Linked DNA regions of Homo sapiens: region 1 is linked to region 2. A link is a loop called in an ENCODE intact Hi-C map of the cell type or tissue named here. Cell type or tissue: PC-9. All regions are shown on one strand. Each heading gives the region's core, and the rest is flanking DNA. Links, peaks and the distances in the headings are about the cores only. Region 1 overlaps MECOM (MDS1 and EVI1 complex locus). Region 2 has its middle 5.0 kb from the start of MECOM.

Evidence for each region. A loop is a pair of places that touch in the nucleus more often than their neighbours do. Peaks named below come from ENCODE experiments on the same cell type or tissue, not always from the same donor. Only the 100,000 strongest peaks of a DNase experiment are listed, where the experiment ranks them.
Region 1: it touches region 2 in a loop (4-fold over the local background); 1 of 110 quality-filtered maps calls a loop at or near these places.

Annotation. Positions count from the first base shown.
Region 1 is chr3:169,318,752-169,324,131 of GRCh38, reverse strand. The region is part of intron 2 of MECOM (MDS1 and EVI1 complex locus); the gene reads left to right. Among named protein-coding and RNA genes, the nearest start is that of MECOM-AS1, 130 kb to the left of the region's middle. In PC-9, for the core only: no CTCF peak of the experiment used is centred there; a DNase peak (open chromatin) is centred at 2,491; H3K4me3 peaks cover 507 bases; H3K27ac peaks cover 1,856 bases.
Region 2 is chr3:169,666,019-169,671,398 of GRCh38, reverse strand. No RefSeq gene overlaps it. Among named protein-coding and RNA genes, the nearest start is that of MECOM, 5.0 kb to the right of the region's middle. RefSeq lists enhancers at 1,785-2,286, 4,250-4,766. In PC-9, for the core only: CTCF peaks have their summits at 1,927 and 2,129 (motif pointing right); DNase peaks (open chromatin) are centred at 2,198 and 2,938; H3K4me3 peaks cover 2,064 bases; H3K27me3 peaks cover 371 bases.

The DNA.
Region 1 (5,380 bases), core at 293-5,292, 350 kb after region 2:
ACCCCCATGCCCCTACTCTGGTGAAATAAAATCCTTCTTGTATAACTCAGGAAGCCCCAGGAACACATTCCTGCAAGCCATGGAGGAAAGAAATACTTCCCTGTGTCCTTTTGGAGAGAGCTGGGCTTCGGCTGGGCTGATGTCATAGCTATGCTCCTGGCTGCCTTTTAGTCAGAAGAGATGTTAGTGTGCTGAAAAATAGCCAAGGAGGCTTTTTTCCTCTGCATGGGAAAGAAGACATTTTTGTCCATCCTCCAAGTCTTCCTTGCACAGATTACTGTCAAACCCAAGCACTTTATTTATAAAAATGCCAACATACTCTGATTATTTGGCGAATAACCATGCTGCTGTCAGTGTACAAACAGCACATAGAGTATAAAAACAATCTCCATTTTTATCATGGCTGTCACAGCTGGGAGGCTGTGGAACAAGGATGCATTGTTTGAGGGAAGGGCTGTAGAGGCAACATTCAGGTCCTTTGGTGGCCTCCTGGGCAGAAAGACTGTGGTCACATTTGGTAAACTGTTACATGTTCTTTTACTGAAAAACATTAGGCTTGCCATAAATTAGTTTCTGGGTTCAATATTGAGATCTTGACATACTGTTGCTTTTAGATAAGCATTCCCTGGCCTGCCTGTCTGTCTGCCTCTCTCTTCTCTAATTCATAGGCCGTCCAAATGCCTACGTGCTTCCATGGAACAGGAAGACAGACCCAGTGGCTGTGCAACCAAAGGAAATCCATCATTCACTGATGAATTTCTAATGACTTCATATTTTACTACCACATGGAACTCCCAAATAAAGCCTCTAGAAGGGAAACACACACCCAATACTGGGGGAAGGAGGGGTAAAGAAGTGATGGCCCTTTACTCAGCACTGGTTTCTGACCTCCTCAAGCTGGTTCCTTCTGGGTCAAGGTAGATCCTAGGGAGGATAACTCTCCTGGTTTCAGTAACAGTTGTGAAGCATATGTGTGAGTGCATATGATGACTCTGCATGTCTAAGGTCTAACAGATTGGTCCCAGGATATTACATGTTTTCCCTGGAAAACCATTTCTTTTTTTCCTAAAATGTGTTTCATCATTGTATGAGCTGTTGCTGCTGCTTTTTTTTTTTTTTTTTTTTTTTTTTTTTACCGGAGTCTTGCTCTGTCATGCAGGCTGGAGTGTAGTGGTGCAATCTCAGCTCACTGCAAACTCTGCCCCCCCCGGGTTCAAGTGATTCTCCTGCCTCAGCCTCCCACGTAGCTGGGATTACAGGTGTATGCCAACATGGCTGGCTAATTTTTGTATTTTTATTAGAGATGGGGTTTTGCCATGTTGGCCAGGCTGGTCTTGAACTCCTGACCTCAGGTGATATGCCTGACTCGGCCTCCCAAAGTTCTGGGATTACAGGCATGAGCCACTGTGGCCGGCCTTTTATGAGCTTCTCAGTGGATGAATTGGTATCATTTACCTTTAGTAGGTACTCATTGGCATTTGCTGTCTTTATAATTTTTTTTTTCTTTTTACAGTGGTGAACACTCCAGGAAGAATTAACTGTATAGTCCTTCACTCCTCAAAGAGGAAACTTTATTAAGTTGTTCAGTTGGTTCCATCCTGATAAGTCTTGGTCAGGCTTGGGAAAAAAGTTTTCATGTGATTTTTAATGAAGGAGTTCTTTACACCTATAGCCTATTGAGAGACTAGTGAGCTGCCAAGGAGGTCAATGAGTATGGAGAATAAAGCGGTATACAAAAGACAAAGCCCTAGAGCCTCTTTGTGAATGAATAAAATAAAATTGGGTGTTAGCCCTTGCACCTAATTCCCAATCTGGCCAAATAGGTGTTATCTTTATACCTCTATTGGCAGGTTCCATCACATCTCAAATAAAGAAAATAAAGAAGAAAAATATTTGGGTCTAGATAACATCGTGGGGTTAGAAATACTCTCAGTACCACCTAAGAGGAAACACACACGAGATTCAGTTAATTTTCATGCTAAATCCAAGTGTCATATCACACCACCAGAAATTCAAGTAACTTCTTATAGTTCAGAAATAAATGATGGTGTTGACAAGGGGTGCCACATGTGAAGAAACCAATATTATTTTGTAAGATTATGTAAGCAAAGCTGGAGATACATGGAGAAACTGTGTGTCCTTTAATAATCCCAGCTCTGGAAGGACAGCCTCAGAAACTGGAAAAAAAATCACTTCGGTGGCTCCCTGTGTTCTTCAGAAAGAAATCCAGTTTCATTAGTTTGATATTTAATTAGGACAGCAACCATGAGTAGTGTCTTTCCTCTTTCCTTTCCAAAAATGTCTCTTCCACTGTCTTTTCTAGTGCCATGTCTCATGTTTTGGTAAAACTAATTGAACCTTGTATCTGTACTGCTGTTCATGTTTGACCTCCTCCCTTAAGTGTTAAGCAAGTCCTCCCTGACCACGCTTGTCCCACCCTCCCTCCACAAAACCACATAGGTCCACATTCCATCTCCCTGAAGAGTCACTGCCCAACTCTTCAAGGCTTTGTTTAGCTACCTTCTTTTCTGAGATACATTTTCTGATCAGATTGAACCAGTTAAACCAGATTTAAACTCTTTTTTTTTTTTGAGACGGAGTCTCGCTCTGTCACCCAGGCTGGAGTGCAGTGTTGCAATCTCAGCTCACTGCAACCTCCACCTTCCCGGGCTCAAGTGATTCTCCTGCCTCAGCCTCCCAAGTAGCTGTGAGTAAAGGCGCGTGCCACCATGCCCAGCTAATTTTGGGATTTATAGTAGAGACTGGGTTTCACTGTGTTAGCCAGGATGGTCTCAATCTCCGGACCTCGTGATCCACCTGCCTTGGCCTCCCAAAGTGCTGGGATTACAGGAGTGAGCCACCTCACCCGGCCCACTCTTTGTATTCTAACAGCACTTTTCCTATCCATTTAGCATTTCACAATTTACTTTTAATGTAGTAGTTTATATTTTTTGTCCAATAAGTTTTACTTCTTGAGCATAGACTGTACATCCTTCCAGTGTCTTAGATATGAATGTTCATGGAATTATATTAGAGTGGTGGCCTTCCTATCCTGGCATGGCTGTACTTACCAACAGGAAGCACACCAGCTTTGAAGCACAGACCCATTGCCAAATCCCCTCATGGAGACCCTGGGTTATTTTCTGGTAAGTTATTAGCCCCTCTGAGCCTCAGATTTCTCATCCAGTTACTGGCAGTTCATTTATAAAATATATTCTAGCACAGAACCTAGAAAGTAATATATGCTCACAAAAGGGCAGCTTTTTCCTATCACTCCATCAGAATTTCTTAGCTTATGTCTTCCTGTAATAATGAAGCAAAAACAAAAACACAATATAACAGTTCTCTACAGTGTTGCTCAAAATGTCAAAATAAAGATGTGGCCAATAAAAAAGAAAGAAAATACAGTTTCATTTCACTGAATTACAATATTGACTATGCTTTTCAAAATACACTTGTCCCCTATTGAAATTCTAGGACGTTTTCTTGAAAATATTATGGGTTCTTCCACTGGTGGACCATCCCATTCCCTTCCTTCTTTCCTCTTATACCATGATAATCAGTGCACTAAATTGTAAGCTCTCTGAAAACAGGGGGGTCATTGGCTTTAGATCTGTGACTAGAACCTGGGAAAGGGTTAGTCTTTAATTACCGTTTCCTCCTGACCAACTATACCTCTACTCAGATCCCTCTTTATCCTTCCTCCTCAGGGACCTTACGTCATCAATTTTTCTTTCTCTCTGTATGTCTTCAACATCACTTTGTATCCTTAGGATCACCAGACTTTCTGGCTGGCCTCAGACAGTCCCAGTTTATTCCTATTGTGTCAGCATAAGTAGCATCCTCTTTTACCCTCAAAAACATCTGGTTTGGATGACATATGTTTCTCCTAATTATATCTGACCTTAACCTTTAACCATCCAAAAGCTCAAATTCTCCCATCCTAAAAAGACCTAACAGGCACATACATTCTAAAATCCGCATCCAATCCCTTATTTTTCTCTCCTTCCCTTCATCGTCACACGTCTTAAAAGGATTGTCTACATCCATTTCTCCATTTCTTTATCTACTATTATTTCTCTAGACAATCGTCTTATCTCTACTACTCTTCTGAAATTGCTCTGGGCAAAGTCACCGTACGACCTCTTGTTAAATCCTTTGAACATGTGAAGGGGTCTGGTTAGGTGATTTACAAGCTCCTTCTCCACCTCTAATAAGATGCTATACATTTGAAATATTTCTTGACTCTCATCTTGTTAACCAAGACAGTTAACTGGTTGAGGTTCTATCACCCATGTGTCCACAGTCATGTTATACCTTATCTCATTTAGTTCACACAACAACCCTCTGAAGTAGGTATCATTTCCCCACTTTACACATAGGGCAGAAGAGAGATTGATAACTTTCCCACTTTCTCACAGCTACTGATGATGGAGCTAAGACTCTCATTTCCAAAATAAACTCTGTTATTTTTCCATTACACAATTCTCTCTTCTTCCCAACCGTTAACATCTGTTTCCATATGACCAATTCATTATAGACACTAAAGAGTGGTGTGCTGATTTTTTTTTTATTATACTTTAAGTTCTAGGATACATGTGCAGAATGTGCAGGTTTACACATGCCATGGTGGTTTGCTGCACCCATCAACCCGTCATCTATATTAGGTATTTCTCCTAATGTTATCCCTCCCCTACCCCCCACCCCCTGACAGGCCCCAGTGTGTGGTGTTCCCTTCCCCATGTCCATGTGTTCTCATTGTTCAACTCCCTCTTACGAGTGAGAACATGCAGTGTTTGGTTTTCTGTTCCTGTGTTAGTTTGCTGAGAATAATGGTTTCCAGTTTCATCCATGTCCCCGCAAAGGACATGAACTCATCCTTTTTATGGCTGCATAGTATTGCATGGTGTATATGTACCACATTTTCTTTATCCAGTCGATCACTGATGGGCATTTGGGTTGTTTCCAAGTGTTTGCTATTGTGAATAGTGCTGCAATAAACATACATGTGCATGTGTCTTTTTTTTTTTTTTTTAGACAGAGTCTCACTCTGTCACCCAGGCTGGAGGGCAGTGGTGCGATCTTGGCTCACTGCAACCTCTGCCTCCTAGGTTCAAGGGATTCTCCTGCCTCACCTCCCGAGTAGCTGGGATTACAGGCACCCACCACCATGCCCAGCTAATTTTTGTATTTTTAATAGCGACGAGGTTTCACCATGTTGGCCAGGCTGGTCTCGAACTCCTGACCTCAGGTGATCCACCTGCCTAGGCCTCTCAAAGTGCTGGGATTACAGACATGAGCCATTGTGCCCAGCCCTGCATGTGTCTTTATAGTAGAATGATTTATAATCCTTTGGGTATATACCCAGTAATGGGATTGC
Region 2 (5,380 bases), core at 232-5,231:
ATATGAAACTGAGTTGTGAAAGCACAAGCACACAAGAATCCCTTAAAAATACATAGCTAAGGGGCCGGGCATGGTGGCTCATTCCTGTAATCCCAGCACTTTGGGAGGCCGAGGGAGGCGGATCACCTGAGGTCAGGAGTTCAAGACCAGCCTGGCCAACATGGCGAAACCATGTCTCAACTAAATATACATAATTAGCTGGGCCTCATGGTGTGTGCCTGTAATTCTAGCTACTCAGGAGGTTCAGGCAGGAGAATTGCTTGAACCCGGGAGGCAGAGGTTTCAGTGAGCCGAGATCGTGCCACTGCACTCCAGCCTGGGTGACAGAGCGAGACTCCATCTCAAAACAAAGCAAAACAAAACAACAACAACAACAACAACAAAAAACAAACCAAAAACCATAGCTAAAACCATTCTCTCTCTCCTCTCTCTCTCTCTCTCTCACACACATACACACACACATGTGCATTTAAACTGAAATGTTAATATCTAATTGTACCAGTCAGTTCTATGTATGTCAAAGTCCTCAGGCTTCAGCTACTTGAGGGGCAGTCTGCTGACTAAAGGCAACTATCTTATTGCAGATGGGAATGGGAAGAGCAGTATCCAAGACCCCTGACTCTCTCTCTCTGTCTCTCTCACACACAGACATGCACACACACACGCACACCCTCGTTATTTTGCCGACTATGAAATGTTAGAGCTTAGAGCTCTAAATAGCTCCATTTATTAAATTCCTACTATGTAGCAGGCGCCATACTAGGTGCTTTGTATACATTGTCTTTAATTATCACAAGTATTCTGCAAGATGTACATACTTATTCTAATAATACAGGGGAGGTAACTGGGACTCAGAGAGGTTCAATAATTTGCCTAAAGTTATGCAACTGGTAAAAGGGAGGACTGGGATTTGTACCTCCAGTGGTTTGATACTTAAGGTGTTTCAACTCAATCTTGTGACCCCAGAATTTATCTAAGGTATAATGGCCCTGAAATCTGAATACTGCCATCTTTTCTTAACAATGGCAACCATGGCTTCCAAAGCATTTTTATATATTAATCCTATGTGGGAAGAAATGCCTATTTCCATGCTGCAGATGAAAAAACAAAGTGGAGAATATAAGGCATAATCTCTTTCAAGATGTCCACAGCTGAAAGGGGAAGGAAGATCTGTAAACAAAAAACTGTAATGTAAGGAGGGAGAAATAAAAGCCATAGACTTGGCAGCAAAATACTGAATGGGTGAGGGGGGCTTGAGGAAAGTGGCTGGAAGAGATGTCAATCAGACAAGAATCAAGGAAGCCTTGCAGGTGGCATTTGGCCCCTAAGCTCAGTGGTCAATGCATGTTAGTCTAGGGTTTCTGCAGTGGGCCAGAGGAGATGTAGCGTTTACGTGGATAGGTTCGTTGACTCCATCCTCTCCCGTGACCACGGCAGAAAGCAGGATTTGAAATGAAGTTCAATCACAGAGGCGTCCTGATTTAAGACAGAAGAAAGAAAACCTGGCCAGGCACATTCTATTGCAGTGCATCTCCAACTTCAACGTTCTAGTGAATCACTTGTTAAAATGTCAATTTTGATTTAGTAGGTTTGGTTGGGGCCTGAGATCTTGAGTTTCTATTGAAATCCTGGCGATGCTTGATGTTGCTGGTCTGCGACTACACTTCGAGGAGCATCTGCATCACCTAGGAGCCTGTTGAGAAATGTTGGGCCCCACCCCAGGCTTACTGAATCAGAATCTGCATTTTAACAAGATTCCCAGGCGATTCGTATGCACATTACACTTTGAGAAATACTCTTCCAAGTAATTCTTTTTTCAATGGAAGGGACCCCAAGAGGTCCAAACTTCCCAGGGCATCGCTCAGGAACAGTCTGGTTTCTTTCCGGAGCTCAAGTTCCGTGCCCCGTGAAGTTGCTCCTCCTGATTCTAAACCGGTAGCAGCTCCAGGAGTTTGCTCGCCTCATAATCCTCCTTGCTGGGTTCCTTTCCACCCCAACCCGCGCCTCCCCGGGGCGCTCCAGCTGTTTCCCACCCCCACGCCCAGGCGGCTACTGTGCACAGCTGGAGCCCTAAGCGGCGTGAGCACCAGAGCTGCCGCGGCCAAAGAAACCAGGCGAGGGCGCCGCAGACTAGGCTGTGCGGGAGGAGGCCGCGCCGAGCCCGGAGAGGGCGGCCAGAGCGGCTGGTGGGGGACCGCGAGCTTAGCACCTGGTGCCAATAGGCACGGCCCTGGCGCGGCCCCACATTCCCACACTGCAGGAACCTAGGCTCGCCACCTGGGAGGCGGCGCGCATCACTCCAACCTGCGTTTCATAAACCCTTCGGGAAATGGTTCTTCAACCCCATGGGCTAGTAATCAGCCCGACGTTCTCTCCAAAGAACTGCTGATTATAATTCCCGAGCGGGGCGGGGGCCCAGATTTTAAATCGACTATTTAATGTCATCATCGTCATTATTATTAAAAGCCAGCTACCCTGACCGCTCCCTGCTCCCCGTACCTTATATACACATCAGAAGTTGGATGGGAGGATGTTGAACTAGGGGGAGGGAGTAGGATTGTAAAACCGAATGATTTGCTAAGAAATCTGGGACCGAAAACGCAATTTACAAAACGGCAAGTTTTACGAGGTAGAGAAGGTAACTGGGCAGAAATCGCCCGGCCGCCGAACACCAGCTGCGCGTACTCGCTGAGCCGGCTGGTCCCGAGCGCGCCTCGCTGTGCCATGCCGCCCCGGCAGCGCGAGGATTTCGCAGGAAGAGGAGGCTGTTCCGTGTCTCAGGCCCCGGCGTCGAGACGCTGTGGAGAGGGGTGCCCCCAGCCGCCCCGCGCCCTTTGCGGCCCGTGGCTCCCTTTCCCTGGCTGGACGTGGAAGCCGAGCTAGCCCTGAGCTGTCGCCTCGCCGGCGTTCAAAGCGCGCATTTCTCTGCAAGCTTCCCTTTTAGGGCAAAGCGTGGCGGATCATTCAAAGTTAACACCTTCATGCAGCCGCTGCTGCCTGGATGTGTGCTTATATGTGTATGTGTGTGTATTTCTCTGACAATGTCAGACAAATCAGGTAGCTTTAACATTAAAGCCTACGTGTTCTATCTCGAGGCTTATCAGGTTTGTTCAAACTTTTGTGAGTGTGTGTGTGTGAGTGCGCGCGTGTCTCCACCCTCCTCTCGCTCCCCCAGCCCCACCCCCACCCCGCCTGTGCAGGGCGAAGTAGTCCTATATAGCGATGATAAATATCCCTGTTGATCACTTGATTGATTACCTCCCTGAAAGGTCACGCGGGCTCGCAGTAATTTCCTTTTGCCTAAGGCTCCCTTTTCACTTTTACTCCGGCACGACAGCTCCGAGTACACAGGATCTTTATTTTTTATTTTAACCCCTAAATGCAACCCCTCCCGAAAACAATGCAGACAAGAAAAATCGAATAAAATCAACTCGAGACCTTTTCGCTCACTCTCAGCCTCCCTCCCCATCTTGCTCCATTCTTTCTTGTCGCCCCTGCTCCCTCCTACTTCAGCCCCCCTCCTCAACTCAAATGTATTCTGGACACTATTTAATAGATGAGTGTCTTGCAAGTAAACTCAGGCGTCCCTTGGGTCTGCATTTCATGTCTGTGACTCTCTCCCTTTCTCTCCTGTGGACTGAAAATTCGGATTTAAACCACTAGACAAGCTATTAATTTAGCTAGGCTACCCAGGGTCCTGAACCCAATTAATTTCTAATAATTATAGCCCAAGGGGGCTAGATAGATCTCCCTGCCTCTTTCTTTTATTGCCACTCCACGCCACCGAGGTCAGCGTATAATAAAGTGTGTATTTTGAAAGCGATCTCCAGAACAGTGAGTTATTGCAATGAATGAAAATTGTTTCCATTTTGGCTAATTGAGCCGGTGGCCGAAAGCTGGAGCCCTGAGACTAAATAAAGAGGACTGTTTCATTTCAACATGAAGAAACCCCTGCCTAGCTCTGGTCACCCAGCGAGAGTTTAATTTCTTAACAGCCAACCTGAAACCCAGCATTGGGTAAACAGTATTAATAATTGCATTACAATGATTAAATTAATCTTGCTGGTAGCCAGGAGAATATAGGTTGTGATTGAATAGCATGATGTAAAGTTCACTGCACAAAGACAATAGGCCTCGAAATACCTCCATAAAGAATTCAAACTTTCTTCCAAAGATACCGTGGGGCCGGTTCAATTAAAATGAGAGGAAAGGAAAACTTCCTGTTGCATGTAATGTATTGAAAATCGGTTATTTGCCATTTCTAACATTAATTTAAAAAATATAGTTGGGGAAGGGATATACTTGTCTGTGTCTTTCTCATCAATGTCCCATTTTCCTTCTAACTTCTATCTCAATCTCTTCACTTCTGCTAAACAAACAAAAACACGAAACAAAAAGTGACAGCAATAAAACAAGCAAACCCAGACAGTCTGTAAACCCATCGACTTTCCAACGAGGCACTGCTTCCAGGATGCTCGCTTCCGTGGGAGAAAACACAAGGAAACGTTGGAATGCATGCTACTGTCCCCCAAGAAAACGAATTTCAGGAGGAGAGGGAAAGGCGAGAGGTGGGGTGGGGGCGGGTAGCTAGGGCAGCTCCGCCAACTTGTTGGAGGCCTCTTTTCTCTTGGGCCAGCGACAGCTCAGACATCCCGTCAGAGGGTGTCGGGAACTCTAGGGGCTGCTGAACAGTCACCTGCTCTGGTCTCACGGCTGGGACTGGGACAGGTGGAAGTGACAGGGTCCAGGCACTTGAGAATGGGAACCGGCCGGGGCGGACGCGCAGAGGTCGCGGCGCTATCAGCCGCGAGCGCGACCGGTTGCTGCTGGGTGTTTGCTCCATCAGGTTAAACACACTTGAACTAGCAACTTAGCTCTTTATTAGCGCACACTTAGGGCAGAAAGCTAATGATAAAGAAAGAAAAAGAAAAGGAGAGAAAAGGAAAAGAAGCCCAGCTTTTAGGTTTGAAAATAAAAAACGAATGATATTGAGAATACTTTTATTTATTTAAAAGACGATGTCTTGTCTTTTCACAATGGCTTGGTCTGGGGACAGAGAAGAGTTTGCGTTTATTATTTGTTAGAAGGGGTTGGATTTTCTCGTGGCCCGAAACTGTTAGAAAGACCAGGGAGAAAGCTGGAGCGCTGAAGCGACAGCGGAGACTTCAAACCAGAAGGGGAGGGGTACTCCAGCCGCGCCTCATTCCGCCTCCCACTCCGCCAACCCCCCTTCTAGAAAAGTTTAAAAGACGGGGACCTTTAAATTTGGAGGTTCGGAGACTCCGATTCACTTCAGTCTTCCACCTCCCACCCAGTTCCCCTCACAGAACCCACCCCCTACCTCCCCAACCCTCCACGTGGTTTATAATTTCTCAGCAGC